Regions from separate parts of the Homo sapiens genome. Here region 1 is linked to region 2. Evidence: read pairs that join two places in POLR2A ChIA-PET (ENCODE). Cell type or tissue: GM12878. All regions are shown on one strand. Region 1 overlaps TREH (trehalase). Region 2 overlaps HYOU1 (hypoxia up-regulated 1).

What was found. Peaks named below come from ENCODE experiments on the same cell type or tissue, not always from the same donor. Only the 100,000 strongest peaks of a DNase experiment are listed, where the experiment ranks them.
Region 1: POLR2A ChIA-PET joins it to region 2 with 8 read pairs; 2 of 35 experiments call an interaction of 5 or more read pairs at or near these places.

The regions. Positions count from the first base shown.
Region 1 is chr11:118,658,480-118,660,979 of GRCh38, forward strand. It overlaps TREH (trehalase), which reads right to left. Exons shown (of 15, transcript NM_007180.3): 9 at 2,387-2,436; 10 at 2,060-2,254; 11 at 1,268-1,485; 12 at 891-1,002; 13 at 426-538; 14 at 201-254. Among named protein-coding and RNA genes, the nearest start is that of MIR6716, 16 kb to the left of the region's middle. RefSeq lists enhancers at 1-502, 161-455, 503-1,052. In GM12878, a CTCF peak has its summit at 1,162 (motif pointing left); a DNase peak (open chromatin) is centred at 1,202.
Region 2 is chr11:119,050,498-119,052,997 of GRCh38, forward strand. HYOU1 (hypoxia up-regulated 1) reads right to left here. Exons shown (of 26, transcript NM_006389.5): 9 at 2,140-2,332; 10 at 1,798-1,932; 11 at 1,593-1,675; 12 at 1,322-1,454; 13 at 941-1,128; 14 at 538-676. Among named protein-coding and RNA genes, the nearest start is that of HYOU1, 5.5 kb to the right of the region's middle. RefSeq lists an enhancer at 1,252-1,681. In GM12878, no CTCF peak of the experiment used is centred here; a DNase peak (open chromatin) is centred at 1,504; H3K4me3 peaks cover 1,720 bases; H3K27ac peaks cover 1,789 bases.

The DNA of each region.
Region 1 (2,500 bases), 390 kb before region 2:
GCCTCATACCCTTGGTGGGGGCTGTGGGCTCTCTCCCCAGGGGCACTGGCCCTGCCTAACCCCAGCGGTACAGGAAGCACCAGTCAGCTCCTCCCCCGGGCCCACATGCAGGTGAGCACACTGAGGCCTGGGGCGGGGGTCATGAGCAGCAGAGTTCAGGAGTTCCCTGGTGTTGGCCAGCCCACCCCTGGCCTGCTCACCTGAACTTCATATTCTCCTCCCCCACCGGGCTGTCCACCGTTGCTGACGTCATACTGGGGACAAGCGGGTGGGCTGTATGTCAGGTACTGCCCCCCAGCTCCAGGAACAACAAACAACCAGAGCCCCTGGGGAGAAGCTGCTCTGCCTGCCCAGCAGCCCCTGCAGTGCTCAGGAGTGGCCACTGGGACAGCCTGGGGGTGCAGGGAGGGCTTGGGCCAGCTCACCTTCTCATACATGGCTGACTTCTGCGAGTAGACATCAAAATTGGTTCGGATCCAATTCTGAGCCAGCTGGAAAGCCACTTCCTGGGCCCGACGTAAAGGTGCCTTGGCCAGGCCTAGACCCCATTGCAGGCAGGACTCAACCTCCAGGTCTCCCATCCCAGACAGAGCAGTGGCTGCACCCTACTCTCCCCAAGGAGGGAAAGAGGCCTGGGCCCTAAGACTTCCTTCCTGAGACCACAGGCCAAACTGCCCTTAATCGACGGCCCTGGTTTGAAGGGCGAACAGGACTGATTGCACTGGACAGGCTGGGTGGACATAAGTGTCAAGTGGAGGCCAGGAGAGCAGAGGAGCGAGAGAAAGGATACGGGGCCTCTTGTGTCTTTTGTTCATGCCTCCCCAGCACCAGGGAGGCCCACCTCTACACCCTGGGAAGGGTCCTTGGCTGTGTCAGCCCTGCCTCCCTACCTCTGATGACCAGGTCCTGCAGGGGGGCCCAGGCATTGGGGAAATCCCACTGCTGGCCTGTCTTCTGGAGAGAGGTCGGGATCCCATACTGGTAAGTCAGGATCCGGTTGTCCTAGAAGGTCCCAGACATTCCCATGACTGTGGGTGGGGCTGGACTGGGAGCCAGGACAGGACGCTGGACCCCGCGGGAAGCCAGACGTCCCCTTCCTGGCTCTTCTTTTCTCGGCTCACAGCTGCCCCCCGGTGGCTCTGGTGGGACCCGCAGGCTGGGACAAGGGGCATAGCCGGAGGAAGCGCCCTCCCCTGCAGGTCCTGTTCAGGGTCGGGAGGGGGCGGTGCTGCCTGCAGTGGACCCGAGCCACCTGCTGTGCCCTCACCTCCAGGTATTTCAGAGCCTTGTCCGCCACGCCAGGGTCAGAGAAACACCCGGCCCAGAGTGGAGTGAGGTTGGATGGGTAAAACTCCCGGTTTTTCTTCTTCTTCTCAAGGTCGTAATCGAACCAGGCTCCGGTCTGCTCATCCCACAGGACTGTGTTCAGGGCGGCCAAGCGCTGCGACCGCAGGATTCTGTACTTCGTGGCCTGGGAGTCGTTCCCTGGGGCAGTGCTGCCTTTAGAGCCAGCAGCCAGTGCCCTGCCTGCTGCCCCAGGCTTTTTTCGTGGTTCTACTTTAGCCTCCCCGCTTTGTGTTTCTCTGCAAAGGCTGAGACACCCTGATGACCAAGGGGATGTGCCGATCTGGAGCCCACCACATTTCTGGCCTATGGCCCCGCACTGCTCCCAGGGAACCACTGGAGCTGATCTGTCCCCAGGGTCTCCAGGGTCTATCCTCCCAAGGGTACTGGCTGGGTGGATTCCCCTAGCTCTTAGGGGGTCAAGGGCAGCTGTCTGAGGGAGAGGGAGTGGAAGGATTTTGGATGCGTGGACTAGGGTTCCCCTCACAGACCCTAGAGACCCTCACAGTAAGAAAGGGAGGAAGAGAGGATTAGGGTTGGCTCCGTTTGTTCTCTTGTCTGGTACGCAAATGTGAGTGCAGGCTTCCACTAGGGCGGGGCTCGACAGGCTAAGTTGCTGAAGGCCTGTCACACAAGGGTCCTACTTCCAGTTCTATTGCCAAGCCTGAGCAGGAAACCAAGCTCCCTGCTTTCCCTTCCCTACTGGGGTGCTCACCCAGCCTGGAATAGAAGTTGCTCATCAGCTCCTCTGCTTGGCATAGGAAGGCATTCAGGTCAACAGGCACCAGTTTGCTTGTTCGGATGCCGCTAAGCGAGTTGGGGTTTGGGCCTCCAATGAGCCAGCGTGAAGAGAAGTCCCAGCCAGACTCAGCCCCAGCCTTGAGCTCAGCCCACAGAGCCTCCCGGTCTCCTGTGAGGACAGAGCAGGGAACCAGCCAGTCCCGGCTGCAGGATAGGCAGCCATTGACAGGAGACCAGAGCCTGACACAGCAGGTGTGCAGCTGCCCTGCCCCCAGCCCTCCCTCACCCTCCTGCTGCTCACCTTCTGGCAAGGTGTCAGCCAACTCCACATCTTTGCTGTAGGACTCAGGCCTGGCAAAGAGGAGAGGTGGGCAGCCTGGCACTAGTAGCTACTAAGCCCCTCTGTGGTCAAGAA
Region 2 (2,500 bases):
CTTGATCCCAGGAGTTAGAGACCAGTCTGGCAACATAGTGAGACCCTATCTCTATAAATAAAGTACAAAAAAATTTCGCAGGATATGGTGGCACATACGTATCGTCCCAGCTACTCAAGAGGCTGAGATGGGAGGATCATTTAAGCCCAAGTGTTCAAGGCTGGAATGCGCTATGACCATGCCATTATATTCCAGCTTAAGTAACAGAGCCAAGACCCTCTCCAAAAAAAAAAAAAAAAAAAAAAAAAAAAAAAAAAAAAGAGTGGATTCTTCAAACCATTCAATTGTTCCAAGAAATTTACAATGCCTATATCAAACCATTCAATAGTTCCAAGAAATTTACAATGCCTATAAGCATTTATAGGCTATAAGGAGGTCTGCACCAGATCATCAGTTAGCTCTGTTCAGAGCCAACATTTTTCTGATTCCTAAACCTTTTTTGGTTATCTTATCCTAATGCCATGTGGAACCCACTTTGGAAATGGCTGGCAGGGCCTGAGCCCCTGCTCTGCACACAGGGTATCCTTTAGCTCTCACCCTGTCTAGACTGAGCACGCCACTCTCATCCAGGTTGAAGTGAGCCTTGATGCCCTTGGACTCGTAGTCAGGATACTTCTTGAAGCTGTCACCCACCCCTTTTAGCTTCACTGTGGTCAGATTCTGGGAGCCAAATACCCTGGTTGGGAAGGAAAGAGGAGTTCAGGGGGACCCACCCCAGCCCATCTCGCCCTCTAGACTACATGGCCTCCTGGCACAAGGTGTCAGGGGCACTCCCCAAGGGCACACTCAAGAGGACGGATGCATTCTCCAGCGAAGCTGATCATAGCTGCCCTGTTTCAGCCCCGCAGGCCCACATCCTCCCTCACCCCCAGTCCTCAGATTATCCAGCAGCCACGCCTCCCCCTCCCTGGAGCTCCCATCCTACACCCCTGCCCCTCACCGAAGATCTTCAGGCCCCAGGAAGCCCAGGTCGCCGTAGTTGATGTGGAAGTTGAAATCATGGCTGTAGCGGTTAAAGGTGATGACTTTGCGTTGAGGGTAGGGCCCCATCCGAGAGAAGAGTACCCGTTTATTGTGCTTCAGGCTGTGAATCCCAGGCTCCTCCTCCACCTCCCTCGTGAACTCCACCTACACAGCAGGCAGACAGAGGCACACTGTTGCACACTAGAGAACCCGAGTAGGTTCTGGGGTAAGGATGGGGGTGGGATGGGGGAGACCTCTTAGCAGAAAGACAAAGGGATGAGCCAGAGCAGACAGAAGGGGAAACCCTACTTGGGAGAGGTAAAGGGAGCTTGTCACCTGCTCAGTCAGGCTCACTCACCAGGATGGGGTAGACCACTGCATCTCGGACGACAAATGGCTTCACTTTAAAGGCTTTGCTGAGCGCAGCTGCCTGGTACACTGCCCCCATGGCGGCTGCTTCATCTGCATTGATGTTCTTCCCCAGCTCCTCCCTGGGAAAGCCCCAAGCCTCAGCACGGTCTACCCTGGAGCATGCAACCGGGACTTCCCTCCCCTCAGCCCTCCAGCTGCTCAGCCCAAAGCCCTGCCCCAGGCAGAACTCAGCCAAGCGCTCTAGCCCCCACACTCACTTGCCCACGGCCTTCAGCAGCACCTCCTGAACTCTGGGGACCCGAGTGGCCCCACCCACCAGGATCACCTGCTCAATCTCATCCTGCAGTGGGTAAGAATGACAGGTGCAACAGCATGCAGTTAGCACTGACTCGTCCCTTGACGTCCCATGGGTTTCCTATGCCCTTTCCTACGGGGCATTCCCGCCTTCCCCTACTCGCTCACCAGACTCATTTCGGCACTCTGGAGGGCCTGCTGTACAGGCCCAGGCACCCGCTCAAACAAGTCTGCACACAACTCCTCAAATTCCACACGAGTCACTTTTGCCTTGAAGTCCACATCATCCATCAGGCCTTCAATCTGGGAGAGGATGGGGACTGTCAGGGGGTTCTTGCCCAGCTCCCGCTCTCTTGGTGAGTAGGACAGAAACAAAAAGAATAGGTCTTTGGGAGGATGGTAGCGGGAGGAGCATGGGCCATGCCAGGCACGAGCAGCCCAGTTCAGTGGCAGGGTCCCCCACCCTCTACGTGGGACAAAATATAGCCTCAACCAGCCACTTGTGGGCACCTGTGCCATGTGGTCAGCGTTGGCACTGAGGACGGTTTTGAGCCGATTAGCCTCACGCAGCAGCTTGGCCATGGCACGCGGGTTCTCCCGCACATCCTTTGCTCTCTGACCCTTGCGCTGCTCATTGAAAAGCCCAGCCAGGCGTTCTCGAAGCCGGAGCTCCATCTCCAGGCCCCCCAGGGTACGGTCAAATCTGTTGAGAAAAGGGAGCAGGGAAAAAAGTGAAGAACACATGGAGTCCCCGCATCTGCACAGGAGCCTCTCATCCCCACATGGCACCTTTCCTTCATCTCAGGGGACCTTGTTCATCTCCAGTGCCCCATGTGTGGACACACACTCTGCCCTCAACTCTCTACAGCAC